Linked DNA regions of Mus musculus: regions 1 and 2 are each linked to region 3. A link is a loop called in an ENCODE intact Hi-C map of the cell type or tissue named here. Cell type or tissue: left cerebral cortex. All regions are shown on one strand.

Region 1 (8,000 bases), 71 kb after region 3:
CTACAAGGGGCAATGGGCTGGGCAGTCACAGTAGAACTGCCCATAGCTATGTGATAGACATTTTTATATAAAAATCTTTGTATACATGTTGATGTCTGACTTGCATTGGCTTAGGAGCAGAGCCCTTAGAGCAGAATGGTTTCCATGAAATGGTATAGTGAAAATGTGTGCCTTTATATTTTGTTACATATTTTTGACACATCTAAGAGTTTTAAAAATATTTTATTATTTATGAATGTGAATATGGGTGTGCCTGTGTGTGTGCATGCGTATGGTGTGTGGGGAGGACAGAAGAGGGTGTCAGGTCCCCCAGAACAGAAGTTACAGGTGGTTGTAAGCCACCTCACATGAGTGCTGGCATTGAACTTGGGTCCTCTGGGAGGGCACCAAGCTCTCTAATCTCCGAGCCATCTCTTCAACCCTGAGATTTTCATTATTATCAAAACTCTTCCACAGCAGCAGCTTGGAGTGAAGCCCATTCTTTAATATTGGGTATTTTTTAGGGCAACAAGAACAAAAAAAAATTATGTTTTCTCTTAAAAACATATATCAATATAATTTGCTACTTGTAACAAAACTGTGAGAATGGAATCTGGTTTTAGGTAAGCAATCACTGCTGTAGGGTTTTTAAGTCGAGAAAGGCACAAAAATATTTACCTATAGCAAAGTTTGTTTAGTAGCCTAGGTTGCTCGTGAACTTGCTGTGTGCCCCTCCCTAGCTAAGGATCACCTTGAATATCTGTTCCTCTTATCTCTGCCTCTCTCATGCTGAGCTTACAAGCAATGGACCACCATGTTGGTTTTATGGCAGTGTTCTTAAAGAGGGTGGGAATAACTTACAAAGAGCTCTCTCCAGATGGAAGATTCTTTGAGGTCATGATGGTATGTCAATACTATGAAATACCAGACAGTAATTGAGAAAATATGCTAGGGGAAAATGCTTGTTAGTCACAGAAGAATGTATACAGGCTGCCATCATGTGAAAAAGACAAATATACAAATAGATATTGTATTTATGGAGAGCAAGGGCTGCCAGGATTCATTAAACTGCTTTTTCCTTAGGAAAGGAGAGGAATTCCCTTCAATATTGATTCAGAGACTACACATAACTTCTGTGACTAGAAAACAAGTTTAAAAAAAATAAAATTAAGCCAGGCAGTGGTGGTGCACGTCTTTAAATCCCAGCACTTGGGAGGCAGAGGCAGGCGGATTTCTGAGTTTGAGGCCAGCCTGGTCTACAGAGTGAGTTCCAGGACAGCCAGGGCGACACAGAGAAACCCTGTCTCAAAAAACCAAATAAATAAATAAATAAATAAATAAATAAATAAATAAAATAAAATTAAGGTATAGTGACAATTTTGGAATTTTGGCTTCTTTAAAAATACAGAGCTATTATAAGAACAGGCTTTCATCTTAATCCCAGGTGCAGGGGTGTGGGCTGCTTCCCGCAGCAGCTGACCATGATTTGCCTTGTGCTCTAGCAAAAGCGTGGTTTTACCAACTGCAGATAATTTCTGTGATTCTGTGATGTTTGGAATTCCGAGAACTTGTCAGAGGGTATATAAATGTTAGGTGGGTTGGTTACGGTTTGTTGGTTGTCATGCTCAAAGAATAAGCAAGAAGAAAGAAACTAGATTCGGATCTCTCTCTCCCCTGTATCCTTCTATCACTCCTATCTAGTGATAGGGGGTGAAACTGGGGTGGGGGGGAGGTAATGGTTGGGAAAAAGAAGAACCTACAAAGTAGCAAAGACCTACTACACTAAGGGGCTGGAGAAATGGCTCAGCTATCAAGATCACTGACTGTTAGTTCAAGGAATCAGGGTTAAGTACTAGCATCTAGATGGTGGCTCCCAACCATCTGCAATTCCAGTCTCAGGACAACCTTGTGCCCTCTTCTGCTCTCCGAGGGCACCAAGAATTCATGTGGTGAAAAGTCATATATTCAGACAAAACGTCCATACACATTAAAATGCATAGATAAAATTTGAAAAACAAAACAAATTAAGGCCTGATGTTTTCCTGTAGTATTTTCTGTTCCTTTGCTTTAAATAAAATTCCCTTGCTACTTCTGCAAAACATAAAAGTAAAAACAAGATATTACCCCCCCACCCTGCCTGGAGAGGACCGTCAATAACCGAGAAACATACCGTGGCATCATCCGACCCCGAAGCAAAAGCATCCCCACTGGGGTAGTACCTGCAGAGAGTTGGTAGAAAGCCCGTTATGCTGAATAGCCATTCCCATGACCCCGCTCAGGACCCCCAGGAAGGCATCCTAGGTCACAGAGCCAGAAGCTCCACCCCCGGGACACAGGGCCTTTGCATAGGCCTGACCTGAGGGGAGCCTCATGTGCTTGGACCACCAGCCTCTCATGTTCCTCGGGTAAACCCAGGACAGGGGCACTGCCTTGCAAAGCTGAACACTGAGGGCCAGAGGAAGTCAACACATTCACCCGGGGTACTGAGCAGAGCAGGAGCCCTGTCATGCACCTCATTCCCAAAGTGTGGCTCAGAGCACAGGGACAACGGAGTCAGAAGGACAGAGCCACATCAGCTATTGACACTGTCAGGACGTGCAGTACTTTGGGCAGTGACATCATCTTTTCCAGCCTGGTTTCCTCATCTGGACAGCGAGGATAATGAAGCCCGTCTACAGGGTGATGAACAAAGCAGTGAGTACCAAGAACCCAGCATGCCGCTAACTAAAAAGCCTCAGTGAACAGTGGCTATTCCTGCGGTCATCTTCTTCTCGGTGCTCAGCGGGAAGTATGGATGCTAGATTATAAACCACTGGCAGGAGCAGAGTGTGTGTGGGGGGTTAATTTGTTTGTTTCTTTCTTTACTTATTTATTTATAGGTGGAGTCTTATGTAGCTCAGGCTAGCCTTGAACTCTGTGAATGACCTTGAACTTCAGACCCTAGTGCCTCCACCTCCTCTGTTCTGAGAGTCCAGGAGTGAGCTACAACACCTGGCTTTATGGCCTGCTAGAGAGAGAACTCAGGACCACGTACATAAGTTAAGCACTCTGCCAACTGAGCTACATCCCTTGGTAAGTCTTTAATCCCTTCACATCGCCCACACTCTGATGTGTCTCCCTTTCAATGCATCTCCTGTCTGGTTACAAATGGCCTCCAGCCTGCAGCTTGTACTGGGAAGATAATAGTATAAAAAAATTGCTAACAGGGAAGGTTGGTTTTGTTGTTGTTTTTCATGCATATGTTTGTGTAGATGTAGAAGGTGGAGGGAAGCTTCAGGTATCAGTCTCAGGAAAATGTCCACCTCCTTTGAGTCAGGTTCTTTCACTGTCCTGGAGGCCACCAAGTGGCTAGATTGGCTGGCTGGTCAGCCCCAGGGGTCCTTTTATCTCTGCCTCCTCCTGGTTGGAGTTACAGCTACCTGCTACTATGCATGTGGATGCCAGAGACTGAAGCTGGCTCTTCGAATGGCTTACCAAATGAGCTATGCCCCCAGGCCCAGCAAGCTTGATTTTGTGTGGCTACCTTACAGAGTTTCTGACAGAAGTGGGTGAGGACAGAAAGGGTGGATGGGAAATGTTCACAATGTTTAGCTCTGTCTGCCCCACACCATGATCTGAATACATAGTACATAGTTTTTAAAGCGATGTGTGTCAAGTGTGTGTATGTGTTGTGTGTGCGTGTATGTGTGTCGTGTATGTGTGTATGTGCCCTGTGTTTGTGTATGTGTATATGTATGCATGTATGTGTATTTGTGTGTATGTGTTGTATGTGTGTATGTGCCCTGTGTTTGTGTGTGTGTGTATATATGCGTGTATGTGTATTTGTGTGTATGTGTTGTGTGTGTATGTGCCCTGTGTTTGTGTATGTGTATATGTATGCATGTATGTGTATTTGTGTGTATGTATGTGCCCTGTGTTTGTGTGTGTGTGCATGTATGCGTGTATGTGTATTTGTGTATGTGTTGTGTGTATGTATGTATGTGTCCTGTGTATATGTGTGTGTATGTGCCCTATGTGTATGTGTGTGTGTGTTGTGTGTTCATGTGAACGCAGGTGTCCCGAGGAGGCTGAAAGAGGATACTGGATTTCCTGGAGCTGCAGTTAGAGGCAGTTCTGAGTCATCTGGTGTGGGAGTTGGGAACTGAGCTCAGAGGAACACATCTAGTGTTTTCTCATCAGGCACGATGGCAATTTTTAGGGCTCCGAGCAGAAAGATGTTTTATATTTAGCCATGCTGTGCGTGGTACCTTCTGAACGAGTGAAGTCCCAACCCAACCCTTTTCTGGAACCCAACTTATGGAGAGCTTGCTACCAACTGAGCATCTCTGCCTGGCTGGATAGGGGTTTTTTTTTGACTGAAATAGCCCCATGAAGTTCAATGGCCACCTCCTGTCTATACTTCCTCTAGTCTTCCCTGTGTAAATGAATGGGCCACTGCCTACTGTCCAGATTAGAGATTTGGGCTTCCTGAGCTCAGTGTTTTTATAGTGTGGCCTGGCTCACCTTAGTGCCCTTCCTTAGCAACAGGCAAGGCTGGCTCTTCATCCTCCAGGCCGGTTTGGAGGTCACCACCTAGAAGTAGCCCAGCCATTCCTACCCCTGTTCTGTCTCCCCATGGTATATAGGTGTATCTTTTTGTATTTGCTTTGTTTCCTGAAGGGCAATAGAAGCTTTATCTACCATGTTCATTGCTGTAATCCTATTGCAGAGGAAATGCATGTATGCATGTAATTCCCTCAATAAACATGTGACGAATGCCTAAGAAACAGTGGCTCGCTTTGGGAGGATAAAGTTTGTCTCTAAGCAAGTAGATTAAGGGCTCCTGGGACCTGGAGCCTTTCCTGCTGAGGAGCCCTCTTTCTTAGGTGATCTCTGGTGTGTGTGTGTGTGTGTGTGTGTGTGTATGAGTGTGTATATATGTGTATGTGTGTTTATGTGTATATATGTTTATGTGTGTGAGTGTGTATGTATGTGTCCTGCTAAGGATGATCTAAGCCTCAGTAAAGTCCTAGGACAGAGGATCCCAAACATTTTACTTACTGACCGAACACTGTTGACATCCGATTCATGAGTTTCAAAGGCTTGCACGCACTGGCCAGAGCGCATGTCCCACACCATGGCCTTCTTGTCACAACCCTACAAACAGGAAATCATGCAGTTATACACTGCAAAGACTGTTCCCAGACAGGGATGGATCTTAAAAAGCCACTGTCCTCCACCCATTTAAGCCCAAGGAAGAAGACCTTCCTAGGACAGCAGAGCAGGCAGGCTCGTGACTTCCCTCTTTAGCACGCTTTCTTTTGTGTATTTCCGAGTTAGAGTAAGACCTTTGGTGTCTCCTCCCTCCTTCCTCCTGGGAGTTTTACTTTCTTCCACTCCCTTCCATTCTCTCCTCTTCCTATCCACTTTCCTCAGCTCTGTGGCAAGCAGGTGTTGGTGCATGGGGTGGGGGGTCAAGGTTTGTGACACCAAAGGAAGGGTTGGTGGTGTCTAAATCAAGCAGCCAACAGCTTCTGCTTTGTTGGCGTTGTAGAACCAACCTTCAGCAGAGTTAGAAATGGGGTTCCTTTGGGTGACCTGTACCTCACCAGCATGCTGACCTGGGAAACAGCTGTCCCAGGATCTCTTCATAGACCTGCCATTGAACAATTAGGGGAGAGGGTAGCAAGTCACCCCCCACCCCAGCCTCAACCCCAATGTTCTCTCTGAGTCACTTGCAAGTCAGAGAATCATAAACAAAAGGTTTTTCATATTATGGGGTTCCGATTCTGGGAGATTTTTTTTGATGAATCTGCACAGAGCTTGAATAGGAAAAGGCACTGTCTCAACAGTTAGATGAACCGATGGCTTCACACATTTGGGTTTGTTAGCTTTGAAGATATGAAGAGGCAAAGATGACATCTTAGGAGCACCTGCCATGGGAGATAGGACCCTGAGAGTCTCAATGAGGACAGACTGAGAGATCCAAGGACCCTCAACCTCCTGGTGGATGCTAAAATGAGTGGAGTTTATGTCTGCAAATAATCTACAGAGATAATGGTCCTATCCAGAGAGCAATGTGGTTGAGCAGGGACGATGCAGTTCTGCAAAGGCCCAGCGAGAAGACATGCACGGGAGGCCAACAGCATGAAATTAGTTAGGGCCTATATGGCGATTCCTATAGTTCCTCTTCTGTTTCTTGCATCCAAGGATGAGAAGGAGAATGGTGGCCAAAAGATGTGGGATGGGAGCGTCCCAAGCCCTGAGCTCTGTGACATCCCAGCACTGCCTCATCTTAGCGTGCATCGCACATGCGCAATGGTCCATGGTTACGCTAAGATGCAAACTTTACTTGAGGGATCTTAAATACACGGTGATGGACACACGCCCTGAGTTTCAGCATTCAAAGAGAGCATTCCAGATCTCTCTATAGACTTCTGAATGTTAGTGACAGAAGGAAGGGGGCCCGGAGGAAGGGGTGCCGAGACTGCTGTGGGTACCAGGGTTTTGCAGTCTCAGGGAGCTAAAGACACTTCCAGGAAAGAGACAGGACCAGACCCAAGAACAAGAACCAACTGCCAGCATCCACTTCCCTAGTGGACAAAAGACCCCAGAGATTTCCCTTGTGTTTACCCCAGACACGAAGGTGTTTCCTGTTTCCGAGGGGGCCAGGTCCAAGCAGAGGACGTCAGCCCCGTGCCCATGGAAGCTCTGTAACAGCTGTCCACTTTCCACATCCCACAGGGCGCAGGTGCCATCCCCGCTGGCTGTCAGAATCTGCATGAAGAAAGAGTGTTGGGGAAGGTTAGCTAAAGGCTTAACCTTCCACAGAGCATGCATAGCAGGCTGCACACACACACACACACACACACACACACACACACACACACACACATACACACACACATACACACACCCATACACACACACACCCATACACACACACACACACACACACACACACACATACACACACACACACACATACACACACACATACACACACACACACACACACACATACATACACACACACATACATACACACACACATACACACACACACACACACATACATACACACACGCATACACACACACACACACACACACACACAGGAACACACACCCTAGCTACTTGCTCCAGGAAATACTGTTCCCAGAAGACAGAAGCGGCTCCATACAACTTACCAAGGTTAACAAATTGATCACCAAGTCTCATTTAAAGACCCACACCTTGCCAGGCTTCCTGTCCAGCACTGTCAGGTCCCAAACCAGATTTCTGCCTGCCTTGCAGATCAGTATGACTGAGTCAACTATGGGGACAGCCACAGCTTGCTACAGAAATGCAGTCAGAGTGTTGGAGCTGTACTGCCCCTGCTGTGGTTTATGCAAAGTAAGGCACAGACTTAATGTCTGTGACATCTTGTTTTTGCTTTTTTTAAGTTAAAGACTAATTTTACTTATTTACGTGAATGTGTGTGTGTGGACCTCTGCGAGCTGAAGTCAAAGGTATCAGATCTTTCACAGCTACAGTTATAGGGATGCATTTTGGGGAATGCCTGGCTTGTTAGGAGCCATCTCTCCAGCTCTGTTTTGTTTGTTTGTTTGTTTGTTTGTTTTGTTTTGTTTTGTTTTGTTTTTTAGAATAGTACATAAAGGTTAGTGTGATGGCTCAGAGATCAAGAGCACTGGCTGCTCCTGCAGAGGACTAGGGTTTGGTTTCCTGCACCCAGAGTGGCTCCCATCCATCTATAACTCCAGGGGACTCTGACGCCCTCTTCTGGCCTCCACAGGCAATGCATACATGTAGGCAAACATGAACAGGAAGATATGTGCAGTGCACAGGCCTGCAGCTCAGCAGCCATATACTGCCTGCCTTACACGCAGCATTCTGACTCCCACCCACCCAGGGCAGAGCGCTCTCTACAACAGCCAACAGCCAGAGTTTGTCTCAACTCGACATCAGGAGGCCTGGTTTTCCTCCTTTTGATTTTATTAGGACAGTGACCAAGGAGGAATGGCCGGCGCTTCCTCTGGAGC
Region 2 (8,000 bases), 90 kb after region 3:
GTTTCACAGAATTCATCAGAGCAGAAGGAGAAAGAAATAAGAAAGTCAGATAAAATAGAAAAATTATGCACACCAAGGCCAACTGAAAAGCAGCCACGCACACATGAAATCTATACGGCTGTTGTACAGGGCTAAGGTTTAGAGAAATGGGAACAACTGTCACAAGCTACTGAGATGTCTCCATCCCAGCCTACTGCAGGCAGTCCCTGTCATTCATTGTATGCTGTCCCCAGCACATACTGACAGAAGTTAAAGAATGGACTCAGTTTTTTGAATTCTTGCAGGCCATTTACACAAGCCCCCACCACTAGGGAGCACGTCCTATTTAATTCTTTTAAAAGATTTATTAATTTTTATTTAATGTGTACAAGTGCCTGCCTATCTATCTATCTATCTATCTATCTATCTATCTATCTATGTATGTATGTATGTATGTATGTATGTATATGTATGTATGTATGTATGTGCACCAAGTGTAGACAGTGTCCTCAGAGGCCAGAAGAAGGGGTCATATCCCGTGGCACTGGAGTTACAGACCAGTGAGCTGCCATGTGGGTGGTGGGAACTGAGTCCTCTGGAAGAGCAGCCAGTGCTCTTGACCCCTGAGCCATTTCTGTAGTTCTCTGCTTTAATACTTTACACTGATACCCCATGCCCATATTATTGGAGTTTCTCTTGTTTCAGCATTAGGGGAAGCCTAGCTTTTCAACATCCCTAAAAAAGAAAGAAAAAAAGATAGATAGAAGGAAAGAAAGGAAGGAAGAAAAGAAAACCCAAGATGCCTCAGCAACTAAAAGAGGGCCTTCGTTACATAACTCTAATTTTAACACATCCCAACCATCAATTATCTTTTCTCTCCGTGTCTTCCCTTCCCACACGGATTTGCTCCCAACCCACTCCATCCTGCTTCTATCTGCCAAATCTTACAAGCATTGAATTAAAGAATTACAAAAAAATTAGATATCAGGAAATAAAAAATTTGGAAAAGAGCTAAATATGTATTTGTGGGGCTGGGGCAGGTAGGATTTCTCCTTTGCCTTCTGACAGACTGTTCCTCGGGAATAAGATATATTTAATTTTATAAGACGCGAGGAGCACACTGGTTTCTACAGTAGGAATGCTAACTGGTTAGGAAATGCGACTGGCTGGTAGCTTCAGGAAGATAGCGGTGTGTTCAGCTTGAGCCACCTGCAGGAGACTAAGAGCCCTGTCTTGGCTACAGAGCCATCTGTCTGCCAGCAAGTCATCTCTCCTCTTGATGGCTTGATCCATTTTCAGTCCTTCTTGCTAGCTACTGAAGCCTGGCACAGAGGAGACACTTGCTAAACCAGAGATGACGGCACACAGAGCTTCTCCAGCCGACAGGAGGCTGTACTGGGCTGTAAGGTGATATCTGCACGCAGAGAATGAGTCTATGGGCGTTCTCAGCTGAGGAAATCAAAGTCCAAAGGTGTGATGTAATTCTAGACAGCAGAGGAACTCATCGAAGAGAGCAGTGTTTGTACACCTAAAACGGTTGTTCTCCACGGGTAGTGGCCTGTTGGTGTACTGTCATCTGAGTGATACAGATCTATCTTTTTGTGTTTGTCCTTGACTGCAGTGTGGTCTAGGGATGACACCGGGGAGGGAACCCGGTCAGGGGACTCCGCTCTTTGGCAGAACACTCTGCAGAGACCACAGCATTTGCTGTGCCATGCTCCTGTGGTCCCTCTAAGTCTGATGTGACTGCAGCAGCCTAGACGCTGATCCGAAGGAGCCTGTTCCCTGACCTGCACCCACGGTGTCTCTACCTTCCTTCACTGCCTCTCTGCTCGGCTGGGACCCAGGCATCTTAAACTGCTGAATATTCTGGAACCAGCGTAGTCCGAAGGTGAAGCTCCAAGGAGGAGATGGGAGTGCTCAGCTGGGTGTTAAATACCACGGCAGATACTTTATTAGAAGAATAAGGTTGGTGGCTGGAGAGATGGCTCAGTGGTTAAGAACACTGACTACTCTTCCAAAGGTTCAATTCCCAGAAACCACACAGTAGCTCACAAACCATCTGTCATGGGATGTCTCTGCTCTTAGGAGGTGCACAGTCTGGAAGCATCAGACAGGGCAACGCACAGGTACCAAGTACACTGTAGTGTGACAGTAACCGAGCTGTTGCATGAGGTCAGGGAGCCACTGGGGCTATGGATTCCTGGCTGGCAGGCCATGAGAGCCTGAATTTAAAGGAGGCATAAGAACAGGGGTAAGGAAAAGACAGGTGGGAAACTCTCTCCCTTCTTTCCTCTCTCCCTTAGTCATGTGCCATCACATGTGCCAAGACTTTTGATGTATTTGGACACTATCCCCCATGTGTTGAATTGGCATGGGTGGAAAGCTTTATACAACAGTTTGAGGATATAGGGTCTTTTTTTTTTATTTGATTTATCTATGCATTTTATATGAGTGCCCTATTTGCATGTATGCCTGCATGACAGGAGAGGGCATCAGATCTCATTATTGATAGTTGTGAGCCACCATGAGGTTGTTGGGAATCGAACTCAGGACCTCTGAAAGAGCAGGTAGTGCTCTTAGCCACTGAGTCATCTCTCCAGTATCCCCTTCCTTTTTTGGGGCTGGGGGAGAGGGGAGGTTGAGATAAGGTTTCTCTGTGTATCCCTGGCTGTCCTGGAACTCACTCTCTAGACAAGTCTGGCCTCGAACTCAGAGATCTCCCTGCCTCTGCCTCCCAAATGCTGGGATTAAAGGCATGCGCTACCACTGCCCGGTGAGGACACAGTTTTAAAGATCTACTCCTCCAAGGAAGGGAACCAAAGCTCAGAAGACTGAGAATTTTATGTACACACACTTCAGCCCTTGAGAACAGATTTACATTCCTTTAAGACTAGGATCAACGTGGCCGTGAGTCTTTGGAAAATCAAGGAAAATGACATTCAGGCACTGGGGACACCCCAGCCTTAGATTCCCATATGGGAGGTAGCCAGATCGGTGAGTCTCAGGGTTAGTTAAGAGACTGTCTGGTCCGAGCCTGACCTCTGCCTGGCTATGGAAAGTTAGATCAGAGCACCACAGAATGCACACCCGAGCTCCTTCCAGGACCAGGTTCTATGCTGAGCTCCGGGTCAGTAGGCTGAACAGGACAGCCAGTCCTACGTGCATACAGCTTGAGATCTGTGAGTGCTGAGCGCACACACGGAACAGTGGTTTTCAGACTTCTATTTTAGCTGCAGACATATCCCTCCACTTTTTCTTAGAGGCAATATCTAACTAGACGTGATCTAGACAACACAAAAGTGAATCTAGGCTGTGAAATCTCCAGAGAGAATAACTGGGCTTTAAGGCTAACTCCAATAGCAAGGGGGGAGGCCAGCAAACCACAGTGGCTCTCTCACCTCTCAGGGAAGGACAAGGCCAATGCAAGGACAGCACATGGAAGCCGGCAGGTTCTTTTTGAGCCTCTGCTGCCTTCCTTGAAATGCAAGTATTAGAGCTATCTAGCTGACGTTGTGAGACTAATCTCTCAGTCTGGGAGACCAACCATCCATCCGGACAGAGCTGTCTTTCAGCTTTCAGGTGACACTGAATAACTGGCAGTGGGTGGGGGAGGTGGAGGTGAAGGCTTTAGCAGCTGAAGTTCAAGGTCATCCTCAGCTACAGAGCCTAGCCTAGCCCGAGACCGACCGCAATGGGATACATGAGATCCTGCCTCTCAGCTTTCTCCCAAAAATAGGTTCTCCTGTACATAGCAGGAGGAAACTATTGAGATAGATGTGAAATGTGTCTCAAATACATTTAATACAATCCCAAGAGTGTTTATAAAATTATAAACATCAAGCAAGCCATGAGATATATCAAAGCATGAAAAGAGGTGTCTAGAAGTGGGGGGCTGTTAAAGAAACTCCTCCTTCGCATTATCTAACTGCCCCACAGAGATCCCAGATACTCTGAGATTCCATTAGAAACACTGCCCCTAGTGAGCATGCTCCAATCAACAGATCAGGAGAAGGAAGGAGACAGGAAATGAAAGGCAGGCTGGCTTTCTGCTCCAGGCATTGAGAGTGAAGCAGTAGGCAGGAGGCCATCTGCCTGAGCACTGCCTTTCTCTCAGCCTGGGTACCAGGGCTGCAAAGGGCACATGCGCCTGAGGCCTGATTAGAGTATGGCTTTGCCTAGATTTCCCCCTAAGCTATGAGATCAGATTAGTACAGAGCTCCAACCATTAGAGTGTTTTCGGGTAAAACCTGTCACAAAAACACACTTAGAACAAACAGAAAAGTCATTGGCCCCAATTGATTAAATCCTCTGATTAATTCAAATGGAGTCTGGATTTGTACGCTGGAAATTTATACACATTTGTTTATTCAGTTTTGCTTCTTAACAAAATTAATAGCTGCCTCAAAGGAGCGAAGAGTCTGGATAAAGCTCCCCCAGCCCAGGATGCTGCAACCTGCCAGCTCTTTCCGCTGTCAGCCTACCTTCCAGAGCATTCCTGACTCTGAGACTCTAATGATGAGCTGGGTCCTCCTTCCTCCCATTGTCTTGACACCATCCTAAAACTCCGTCCTTCCTACGGCGCATGCGGAGATGGGTCTTAAAGAGAAACATCTCCACATCTCTGAGCCCTCTGGAGAGAACTGTACATCTTTACAGACATTCTGTGCTGACTAGACCATGGTGAGCACACTGGCTAACGCTTGGCCTTTATCCATTTTGCTCTTTTAATAAGAAAAATCTCTGCTCTCTAGAACACGGTGAAACATGGAGAAGGGTGACCTGTACTAGAAACGTCCCTTGCTCTCCTCCAGCCGCGCAGGCAAGGCCAGCCCGAGTGCTACCCTCTGTCCTCTCAGAATAAGGGAGGAAGAGTGTTGTTTGCACCTGGAGGTTGAGGCTGGAGATGGTGACTCTTCCTGATCTAAGGCCTGTTGACAGGTAAACCCATGGCTTCTGATGAAGCTCACATCCTTAGAAACTGAAGATGTCACCTTCTGTCGCAAAGAGGCCCTTGCGGATTGGAGGATGTTAAAGATATTGAGATGGGACCATGAGCTGGGTGAACCCAATGTAACCCTGAGGGTTTTATAGGAGTCAACAGAGTGAGTCAGAGAGGGTGACATCAGAAGCAGTGGTTGGAATACAGAGGGCGGTGAGCCAGGGTTCTCAACATGTGGGCTGTGACCTCTTATAGTGTGATAGTTTCTATATGCTTGGCTCAGGGAGTGGCACTGTTTGGAGTAGGTGTGGCCTTGTTGGAGTAGGTGTGTCACTGTGGGCTTGGACTTTAAGACCCTACTCCTAGCTGCCTGGAAGCCAGTATTCTGCTAGTGGCCTTCAGATAAAGATGTAGAACTCTCAGCTCCTCCTGCACCATGCCTGCCTGGCATGGATGCTGTGTTCCTGTCTTGATGATAATGAACTGAACCTCTAAACCTGCAAGCCACCCCCAATTAAATGTCCTTATAACAGCTGCCTTGGTCATGGTGTCTGTTCACAGCAGTAAAACCCTCATTAAGACAAGTAGCAAAATTACAGTTATGAAATAGCAGTGAAATAGTTTTGTGGTGGGGGTCACCACAACATGAGGAGCTGTGTTAAGGGGTGAAAGCATTAGGATGGTTGAGCACCACTGTTCTAGATACTGAGAACATAGACTGGAAGCTGAGGACCATAGCATCCTCAGACTGCGGGTGTAGGGGGTGTAGGGAATGGCTCACCCAGTCACGCAGTCAGAGGTTACACTTCTGACTGCCTGAACGAACAGTCCTCAGACCGTGGAAGTCTGTGTAGCATGGAGTGAAAAGGAAGCCAACACAAGCTGTAGCTGTGTGATTGTAACATGAAGGAAGGCTACCCTCCCTACAGTGGATTATCTGCCGATGGGGGTGGGAGGCTCTAGGGAGGAGAAGAAAGTCTGCAGGAGACTGGGGAGACAGGAACTCGTGGCTGTGCACCTGAGGTAGGCTGACTCCCTGTCATGTAAGCCACATGAGCTACTTCAGGCTTGTCATGCTGGCCAAGGATCTGACTGGGAAATGAAGTCTACAGAGTAAGACCCTGGTCTGAGTGTTAAAGTTCCGGGACTGAGGACAGGGTTTGGATCAGGAATTGATCGATCGATCGATCCCTTCCGGTTTCCTATCTCCAACTGTCGCACTGACTTACAAATATTTATGTCTATATCTGCTTGTTTTTAAACAGGGGCTGGCTTCAAACTCATTATGTCGTGGAGGATAACCTTGGCCTTCTGACGCCTTGACCTCCCAAGTGCTGGAGTCGTAAGAGGCCTGCATTACCACGCCTGGCTTATGTGGTGCAGAGAATGGAACCCAGACCTTTACATAGCTGTCTGTCTCGTTTTTCAAGTGGGCCCTAGGGTCCTTAGGCTTTGGCTAAAAACTTGTTGAGCCATCTCACTGGCCCACCTGCAAAGTTTTAAAAGAAATTGGAGTTAGTTTTTTATAGGGTCGATCAGCCTTCTGTGTTCTGTGAAAATGCACATACACAAATAAAAAAAAAGTAATTTAGAAAACTAAAAAAACCAAACACGTCGGTGGTTCAGGTCACTCGGGCTTCAGGAAATCTCAAGGCCTAGGGCTGAGGGGATGGCACATGAGTCAGGATCTGGGTGTTAACACAGCTGGCTTCAGTGGCTCGTGCTTGTCAGTCCAATCTAGGGAGGCAGAGACAAGGGGATCCCTCAAACTCATTGGCCAACCTGCCCTACCTACTTGGTTCAGGAAAAATGAGAGACCTATTTTAAAAAAAAACAAGGTGAACAGAATTCTGAAGAATGAAACCGCAGTGCAAAGCTGGGTAGGGGAGTGGTGCTCTAGTGAGGCAAAGCTGAGGCAGGGGAATATTTTTGCTGTACTGAGGGGAAGCTGAGGCCGTGTCTGGGGAGGCATAGAAGAAGATGGGGTTACAATGGGAGGCTGTTGGAGCTTGGTGGGACACAGTGAAGTCTTGGGTGTTGTGTGTGCGTGTATGTGTGAATGCCTCTGTGTGGATGTCTGTGTGTACATGTGTGTGCACATGTGTATATGTGTATGTGTGCCTGTGTGTGTGCATGTGTGTGCACATGTGTATATGTGTATGTGTGCCTCTGTGTATGTGCATGTGTATGTGTGTGTGTGCCTGTGTGTGTCTGTCTGTCTGTCTGTCTGTTTTCAGAGACAGGCTGAGGCGGAGAGATGGAGGAAAAATTTAAAGATGAAGTGGGTGAATCCTGAGGGGCGGGAAGAAGCTGACCTTACAGGAAGGAGCAGGTGTACAGGGGCCAGGGGTTGGATCTATGAACTCAGCCCTATAAACAGGTCTCTTACTCCCCCCTCCCCACTTCCCGTTCTCCCTCTTGCTCCAGCCCTGCTCCCTCTGGCCTCCGCTTGCTCCCAGCCCATAGGTTCTTTATTTGTTTCTCATTATGGATGGTTGTGAGCCACCATGTGGTTGCTGGAATTTGAACTCAGGACCTCTGGAAGGGCAGTCAGTGCTCTTAACCACTGAGCCATCTCACCAGCCCCCCAGGTCTCTTACTTTTTTCTTCCATTTTCTGCGGAGGAAGAAGTAAAAGGTGGGCAGGACAGAGACCTCTACAGATCGCCAAACATCTTACAATTGCCAGGGTAGAGAGCTGACTAAGGACACTGCAGGGGTGACTTAGCCACTGACCACAGAGACCTCTTGCTGCCCTCTCTTCAACAGCCCCTAGAGTTCAACAGGAGGAGGTAGGAGGGTGCATACACTCATGGCTGGGGAGGAGGGAGGAGGGACAGAGTCAGGATCCCTCTGCAAGACTTTTGGAAGCTGATCAAAATGTCTGCTGAAGTCAGGGATGGGACAGAATACAAGGCAGGACTTCCAGGTACAGGAGAGAGCCAGGGTTCCTAAGAGCCTGGGAAAGACTAAAGTCAGAGTGGGATTCTAGGAGATGGAGACGGGAGAAGGCAAGACAAGAGTCTCCCTGTGTGGGCTGCAGAACTGTGCTACAGTGGGGGGCTCATGTCACAAGGACC
Region 3 (8,000 bases):
ACCTTCCTGAGCATGTGTCGTTAGCAGAATAAGGAAAGTTAGGCAGAAGCAATTGATTCTCCTGCGTCTTCCGTGTTCTGCTTATCAACCTGCCTTCCCACTGATGTCATTGATGTCAGGCTTTCAGCTCTTTCAGTTCAAAGAACTAGGTCCAGGTTGGGGGTGGGGCAGGGAGCCCAGCAGCAGTCTGCTAAGCATTCAGAAGCCTTGGGTTCTATGGCCTGCATCACACACTGTTATCATCATTATCACCATCATTGCCACCATCCATAATTAGCTGCACCACCGAAATTCCTTGCCTGATGTCATTAGTAAGACTAATGCCTAAAACTGTTGGCAGGACCACCAAAGCTATCTGCCACCAACTCCCTCAGGCCTCCCGCAAAGCCTCCTCAGGCTTTGCAGTGGTCTGCAGGCTCAGGCCTTCTTACGTCTGTTCTCTCATTTGGGAATGTCTTTTGTCCTGCCACTACCTGACCAAGGTGAGGCCAGGCAAAGCCCTCTCTTTCAGTTGAGCTTTCTCTGATGTCCCAAGCTCTTAGTAACTGGTCCATCACAGCTCAGAAAGTGCTCAGAGTCTGCCACCTTCAGCCATGTTCAGCCTCTCCTGCACACTTCCACAACCTTCAAACTCTCCTAGCAATAACAAGCAAAAACCAAATTCATTTCACACTGTGATCCAATGTCCTATACTTCAATGCTGTGTTCATTTCGACAGCTCTGAAATCAGAACATAGCAATGAGACATTATGATAAGATTTATTGCTTCTTTGAGGCAGGGTCTCACTGTGTAGCACTGGCTGTCTGGAACTCACTCTGTAGACTAGACTGCTTAAACCCGAAAAGAGATCTGCTCACCTCTGCGTCCCAAGTGCTGGGAATTAAGGAGTGTACCACTACCACCTGGTGAGATTTTTAAAAAATGTACATGGGTATTCTGTCTGCACGGATGTCTGCACAGCACCATGTACCTGAGGAGGGTGTTGGATATCTTGGAACTAGAGCTATGGATGGCTGTGGGCTGCCACGTGGATGCTGGGAATTGACTCTGCTTTTTGCTACTGAGTCATCTCTCTTTTCCCAAGCCCTGGTTTTATCATTCTTAGTACTACATAGAATAATGGCCTGGTTTGTATCTGGTGGCATTTTGATTTGCTATAATGTAGGACAAAGCTGCAAGCTTCCCTGTTGCCCTTCCTGTTTATAGGGGATGGTCTCTTATTCAGGTTGTTTTTCTGGGTAATGAAATTTGTTGGTCATGACCCACACAAATGATTGGCCTACTCATTAAATAATTGTCATATACAGCTTCAAAAACGACTTGGAGAAGCTGGGTGTGGAGCATTGGGGAGACTGAGGCAGGATGAGCGTGAACTTGAGGCCAGTTGGGGCTGCACAGACAGACGTCTTTCAAAACAACCCCCTTCCAAATAAACCAAATGTTAGGGGAAGTGGCCTCCACTCATGTTTATGCTCATACAATAGGATTAAAAATCTAGCCTAGCTGTATTACCATGAACAAAATTCAGCTGTGCATACAAACATGACCTTTTTCTTCCTAAAAATTCCTTGGCAATTTCATACACGTATATAATGAAATGTGGTCATTCGCACTCCCTGCTGCTGTCTCTCATTTTTTGCTTGATTGCTTGCCTGCTTTGGAACCCCAAGGGCTGACCTCACCTCAAGATTCTCCTGTCTCAGCCTGCAGAATGCTGGGATGACAAGCGTTCACTACCACACTTGGTTTATACGCATGACCGACTTCAAGAAATTCTCATCCAGGAAGATGAATTTGCAAATACCTTATCGCGCTTTCAGGCAGGGACTTCCTCAAAGCCTATTTTTGGAAAGAACACATAAGTGACTAAACTCATCAGGGTAAACTCGCCTTCCACCCCCCCTCCCCCCACCCCCCGCCCCCAGCAAGATTCTGGGCTTATCCAACATTAAATTCTCCTAGACTTCTTTCAAAACTCTTCCCTTTCCCATCCTAAACTGTCACACCACTCAGTCCCAGTCAAGACCCCTTGATGAAAGGCCTATCATAAACCAAATCTCCAAAATTTTGTACCTAGCTCACCCTGACCTCTCTTTTAAGATTCCACAAACACTTAACATCGTGGACTCCTTTGACTCCTATAAAGCAATATGGCTGGCTTTAATGGAAGTCAGCAGAGATGCATTATAAACTTTCTGAGAGAAAGCATACGGCTTGCTATTTATGCTCACCACCACCACCACCCCGGGGGGTCCAGCCATTAGAGGAAGATGGAGGTCCCAGAGTCCATCAGGAGGAACTAGAGGGAGGACAGAGTGGGTCGGTGGAGCAGAACTTCACAGTGCCGGCTGCACTCAACAGCTGTAAATCTCGCTTTCTGTAGGCATTACTGCTCTTCTCCTGGTATTCAGATGGTATTGCTTTAAATATAATAGAGCTGGGCTCAGCTGCCTAAGCCTATAATCCAAGCTCTGGGGAAGCTAAGGCAGGGAGATTAGGTGTGCTAGGGCAGGCTGAGTTATAGAGAGATGCTGTCTCACAAAGCATATATTTTAATGTATCTCTGTATTAGGAAACATTGAAGCTCCTCTCAAGCTCTTAACTTCAAGTGACTGTGTCATCTCTGAAAGGGGTTTGCTGCTTACAGTGGATCATGGACTGCAGTGGCCATATTTTCTTTAGGATGGTCAATTACCACTGATAGAAAGGGCTAACCGAACCTCTCATTTTTCTTTTTTGTGAGGCGGGGTCTCAGTAGTCTGGGCTGGCTTTGAACTCACTATGCAGCCAAGGATTAACTGTATCTTCTAATCCTTCTGGTCTCCAAGACAGGGATCACAGGGGTACAACAACAAGCTCTCCCAGCCTTTTGAGACAGGGTCTATTATATAGCATAGGCTGTCCTGGCACTACATAGACTAGTTAACTCATGTGCCACTACTCCCAGGCAAACCCTGTGCTTTTTATATCTAAGTTCCTAAATACTTAAATTTCATCTAAGCACTGGAAGGGCAGCTATCTACCTTTCTCAGCACGCCTATGTCAAACTCTGGCTGGTCTCAGCGATCTCAACAAGCCAGCCACCCTGCTGACTGAGCTTTTGCTCAGTTTTCCCAGGACCCCTCACTCATTCACCTCCCTGGTTACCGCGGATGCTTCTAGAAGCAGCCAACGGACCCCGGGGACCGATCCCAGGGGCCTTCCCAACACCACCCTGAGCTTATCTGCTCAACAATCTGGCCTAGCATATTCGCCTTCGCCCACTTCCTCCCGACAGCACGGGACCCAGCAGCCGTTCAGACGCTCGCCCTGTCGGGTCACTTGGTACGACACTCTGGGCGGTGGTTCAGCTGAGGCCGGGGTGTACCCGCCAGCAGGCCGCGTGCAGCTCCGACCGCCCCCGCGGCGCGCGCAGTCACGGGCGTTGGAAATTCCGGCGCGTGCGGCTCCCCGGCTGGCGGGGGCGGGGCCGCCGTGGAGTGAGCCTGTGACGTGAGGGGGCGTGCCTCTGCGAGGCCCCGCCTTCTCTCCGCGCCCTCTCTGGCGGGTCGGGGTTACATGGCGGCGACTGCGGCAAAGCGAGAGCCTCGGAAACGCCGCTGCCGCCAGCACAGCCGGAGACCTGAGCCGACCTTGAGGGCTGTCCGCGGGCCCTGCACTCTGTCGATGAGTCGGAGAAGTCCCGTGAGTGTGTATGTGTGTGTGGCCGGGTGCGGGCCGGCGCGGGAGGGAGCGGCAGAGGGCCCGGCGGCGGCGCCGGCTCCCGCGTCCATTGTGTGTGACCCTCCGGGCGGCCGCCGCTCAACAAAGACGCTTTTGTTCCGTGTGCCCGCTCAGCCCGGGCGGCGCGGCCGGCTGCGAGGGCCAGGTCCCCGCGTGGGGCTGGCGGCGCGGCCGGCGCGCCCCTCCCACCCGGCACGCCCCTCGCCGGGCAGCCGGCCGCAGGCATAGCTGGCGGGCCCCCGCCGCCTGCACCGGGCTGCGCTTCGCGGGTTCGAGTCCCCGCCGCCCGCGCCCGGTTCCGCGGGTTCGAGTCCCCGCCAACGCGCAGGCGAGGGCGGTGGTCCAGGAGCGCTTGAGGCGGTGGAGGCTTGCCTTCCTGGCTCGCTGCCTCCCTCAAGCTCTCCTGTCTCCTCCCCTCCCCAGCCTGCCCGGGTGACTCGGCCTCAGCTGACTCCGGCCGGGCAAAGTCTCCGGCACGTTGCGTAGCGCTCTGCTCCTGCCCCTAAGTCCGCCCAAGTTTGTGCCTGGCGGTCCACGAGGTGCCGGGGACCGGCCTGAGACAGGGCTCCTGACACCTTTCCGGACGTTAAGGTGTGATCCGGAAAAACACCCTGATGAAAACGTACGTTACCGGTTACAGGCCTCCTCACTTGGAGCTTGTTATGATCGGACTTGGGAGTTGTGAGGAGTGGAGGGCTTTCGGCCGCCTTTTGTTCCTGCCTGGCTTTGGCTCTCCGGCTCAGGTGCCTTGGGGAAGCTGCGTGCAGCAAGCTCCTTTAGATCGCTTTCGTGTTTTACCTTTCTTTGACTTGAAAGTAGGAAAGATGGAGCGCAGGGACTTGGTAAAGGGGAGTTAGGTCTCTTTACAGTATCTAAACAGTTCGTGTTCGTTGCTAAGAGTCCGGAGGCAGTATTAACTTTTTATGGATACAGATAGATGATTGTCAGAGGGGGAAATAAAAACGTTCTCAGGCCATCAAACGAAGAGCAGCTAGCTTCAGAATAAATTGTTGATTATTCTAGCGTTTTTATTTTGGTAAAATTCTGGGTTTTGACGTTCTGTCTCTTTAACGTTGGAGAACTGCGTTGGAAAGAATTTGAGAAGAATGTGGGGTCTAACCAGGGTCCAGTCCTCAAAGGGATTTTGTTGGTTGCAGAGACAGTCGCCACGTAGTCCCAGCTAGGCTTTGAGTAACGATTCTCCTGCCTCGGCTTCCTGCTGGGTTTAACACGTGTGCACCATTGTCCCCAGCTTGAGAGTTTCTAGAAATGACAGATTTTAGTGTTTGGAAATAATTTTGAATTGAGTGGAAGAAACATATCTTTAGCTTGTAGTTGTTAAAAACCTGTTTGTAAGCTGCTTTAACAAAAATATATGTTGTATTAATGTAATTACATCATAAATCTTGCTTTACTGATGTCCCAATTAATAATTGTCATCTCGGAAGCTTGTCAGATTTGAGCAGACAGTTCTATCGCTTCAGTATTACTGTTCCTGAAAAAAAAAAAAAAAAGACCCTGGGAAAATGAAACATTGTTTAAAGTCAGCTTTCTATATGAGGATATTTTGCAGTTTAGTCATTTGCAGGAGAGGATTAAAGTAGCCTGCCCACTTTTTGCGATTAAAAAAGATTCTGGGGAGGACTGGCTTGCGGAACATTTAGTTTCTCAGTAGAAAAGACAACGGTTTTAAAGACAAGTGTAAGTGCCGAGAGCGCTGCAGCATTTTATGTAAGTTCCCGGAGGATGTGAGAACTAAGAACTCACAACCTCGCAGGCCTGCTGACTCAGGGGACCCGGGGAAGGGCCTGGGGTCCAGTGGGAGGAGGCACAGAAGGAAGGCTGCAACTTTGGAGTTGGGTGATGACTCACCCTGCCCACTGCCGCCACTACTACGTGGCTTTTTTTTTTTTTTTTAAATGATAGGCTAAAGTGTTTCTGTCCATATCAGAAATCTCTTTTTCTCCGAAGGATAGTGTCAAAAAACAAAAAAACTAATGGCTTCTTAAATTGGCTCTTAAAAGGATATCCAGTACCCTGCAGGTACAATTGTGTAACATTTGTTGAGAGAAAAGATAAAGTCAATTGCTGTTTAGTTGCTGAAATTAAATGTTTGATAATAACAGGTCTTTGGCTGCTAGTAAGAGAGATTTTTTTAGGAAGTTATATATGGACAGACAGTACATTATAGTCTTGGTGGAAATTGGCTAGTTTTCATTGATCATCTATAAGGTATTGGTTTAAGTGTTGTTAGTAGGAACTGTAAAACATACTTTCTTGTGATATTTATGCATTTTCAGTATATTGAAATTATTACTATCATTTTTATCAGTATGGGGTTTTGCCTGCATGTATGTCTGTGCACCATTTGACTGGTACCTTCAGAGAGGCCTGAAGAAGACATTGGATCTCTTGGCACTGGAGTTTCAGAGGCTTGTGAGCTGCCATGTGGGTGCTAGGAATCAAACCTGGATCCTCTGGAACTGCAGCCAGCTTTTGTAACTGCTGAGCCGTCCCCGAGCCTGGTGAATTTTCTATTTTAATGAGGACAGGTTGAAACAGGCATTGTTACAAACACTGTTTCCAATCAGTTTTTAAAGAGAGAAACTGAATGGATAGTTCCAAATTTAGGATTTAAGCTGAAGCTCGGTAATAAAATAGTGAACATATTTCATGGCCTGCAATAACAGATTGGTGTAAAATAAGATTGAAGGAGGGCAGAGCTGGGGTTGTGCTCACTTTGAAAGCCACCGCTGCTCAGGCAGAGCCCACCTGAGCTGTGAGGTTGAGGCAGTCTGCTGAGTGTGGGAGACCTGCCTACAAGATTTTGAGGGGAAACAAGACATATTGAAGGTGACAATTTGTTTCCTAATGGAGGAAATATATAAAAATCCCCCCACCCATTTGTTATTTTCTCTTCACTGTTCATTTTCTGAAAGTTGTTTGGGAAGTTTCCTGGGCAGTGACTGTATCGTGGGTTTGAATTAAGTCTTTGGAGACATTTTGAAGTTGTATTGCATGCTCTACACAAGTAATTCTAACTCTGATTAATTCAGACCCACTCTCCCTTACTAAAGGAAACACAGAGACACATGTAAAAAGGCTGAGAGTTTCAAAGCATCACAGGACTTAGAAATTGAGCATGTGGGCCTTTTAAATGCAGGTAATCAGTGGTTGTTCGTATTCAGAAGTTAAAAGCAGGCAGGTTTTCCCTGAGGTGTGGATTCCTGAGGTTAGGTGGGCAGCCCTCTCTCCCCTGCTTTCAGTTCCTTGTGTGCATTGCTCCTTTGAATTGTGTGTTACTTCAGGGCTCCTGTTAAACCAGGAAGATACCTCCAAAGTCACCTCTCTGTGACATTGTTGGCACTCCTCTGCCAGCCCTGACAGGCTGTTTTAAAAGTGGACTCTACACTCTAACCTGCCTATAGTACCAGGGTCTCGGTCAGTTTTATTGCTTAGTACTCAAGAGTTTACAAATATAAAAGTGACATGACTGTACTCCATGGCTTCTTGCCAGGGAGCTGCTCATGGGCACTGATGCTATTAAGGTGACAGTGGCTCCCATGAGTCCAGTTCCCTCTTCTCTCAATTGTGGGTTTGAAAAATATAGTATGTCCTGATGAGGCGCCCCTCCCACTTTTGTTTTGTTGAGACAGCTCCCTACATAGCCCAGCCTTGCCACAAATGGATTATCTTCTTCTCATGAAATCACAGCCATGTGATATCGAGCTTGGCTGCGAGAATTTGATGTCTGCTTTTTGTCTTGTTTTGTTTTTTAAGATTGATTTCATGTATATAAGTACACTGAAGCTGTCTTCGGACACACCAGAAGAGGGCATCAGATCCCATTACGGATGGTTGTGAGCCACCATGTGGTTGCTGGGAATTTAACTCAGGACCTCTGGAAGAGCAGTCAGTACTCTTTAACTGCTGAGCCATCTCTTCAGCCCGCTTTTTTTTGTATTTTTAAAGATTTATTGCTGGGTATGGGGGCTCACCTTTACTCCTAGCATTTGGGTGGCAAAGACAGGCGGATCTCTAAATTCAAGGCCAGCCTGATCTTGAAAAAACAGACAAAAAATTATGATTTTTAAAAATCTGTGTGTGCATGCTCATGCCTGCACATAGTACCAGAGGAGGTCAGAAGAGGGGTCAGGTCCTCTGGGCCTAGAGTTATGTGCAGTTGTGGGCCTCTCAAGTTGGGTGCCGAGACTCAAACTCTGGTCTTGCAGTAGCAGCAAACACCCTTAACCACTGAGCCATCTCTCCGGCCTCC

The links. Peaks named below come from ENCODE experiments on the same cell type or tissue, not always from the same donor. Only the 100,000 strongest peaks of a DNase experiment are listed, where the experiment ranks them.
Region 1: it touches region 3 in a loop (6-fold over the local background); 2 of 42 quality-filtered maps call a loop at or near these places.
Region 2: a loop joins it to region 3, with 2.5 times the contacts of the local background. A loop is called at or near these places in 4 of 42 quality-filtered maps.

Annotation. Positions count from the first base shown.
Region 1 is chr9:75,334,386-75,342,385 of GRCm38, reverse strand. It overlaps Gnb5 (guanine nucleotide binding protein (G protein), beta 5), which reads right to left. Exons shown (of 13, transcript NM_010313.2): 8 at 6,592-6,735; 9 at 5,024-5,115; 10 at 2,150-2,198. Among named protein-coding and RNA genes, the nearest start is that of Bcl2l10, 9.4 kb to the left of the region's middle. In left cerebral cortex, a CTCF peak has its summit at 7,740 (motif pointing left); DNase peaks (open chromatin) are centred at 3,084 and 4,170; H3K27ac peaks cover 803 bases.
Region 2 is chr9:75,315,588-75,323,587 of GRCm38, reverse strand. The region is part of intron 3 of Gnb5 (guanine nucleotide binding protein (G protein), beta 5); the gene reads right to left. It overlaps Gm19531 (a long non-coding RNA gene), which reads left to right and starts at 5,030. Exons shown (of 2, transcript XR_379632.4): 1 at 5,030-8,000. In left cerebral cortex, CTCF peaks have their summits at 1,289 and 3,973; DNase peaks (open chromatin) are centred at 1,244, 3,117, 3,533, 4,002 and 1 more place; H3K4me3 peaks cover 494 bases; H3K27ac peaks cover 4,561 bases.
Region 3 is chr9:75,405,548-75,413,547 of GRCm38, reverse strand. It overlaps Mapk6 (mitogen-activated protein kinase 6), which reads left to right and starts at 3,532. Exons shown (of 6, transcript NM_015806.5): 1 at 3,532-3,685. 4933433G15Rik (RIKEN cDNA 4933433G15 gene) reads right to left here and starts at 3,364. Exons shown (of 4, transcript NR_040719.1): 1 at 2,782-3,364; 2 at 1,684-1,840. In left cerebral cortex, CTCF peaks have their summits at 3,346 and 3,545; DNase peaks (open chromatin) are centred at 4,362, 4,911, 5,462, 6,235 and 3 more places; H3K4me3 peaks cover 3,219 bases; H3K27ac peaks cover 3,009 bases.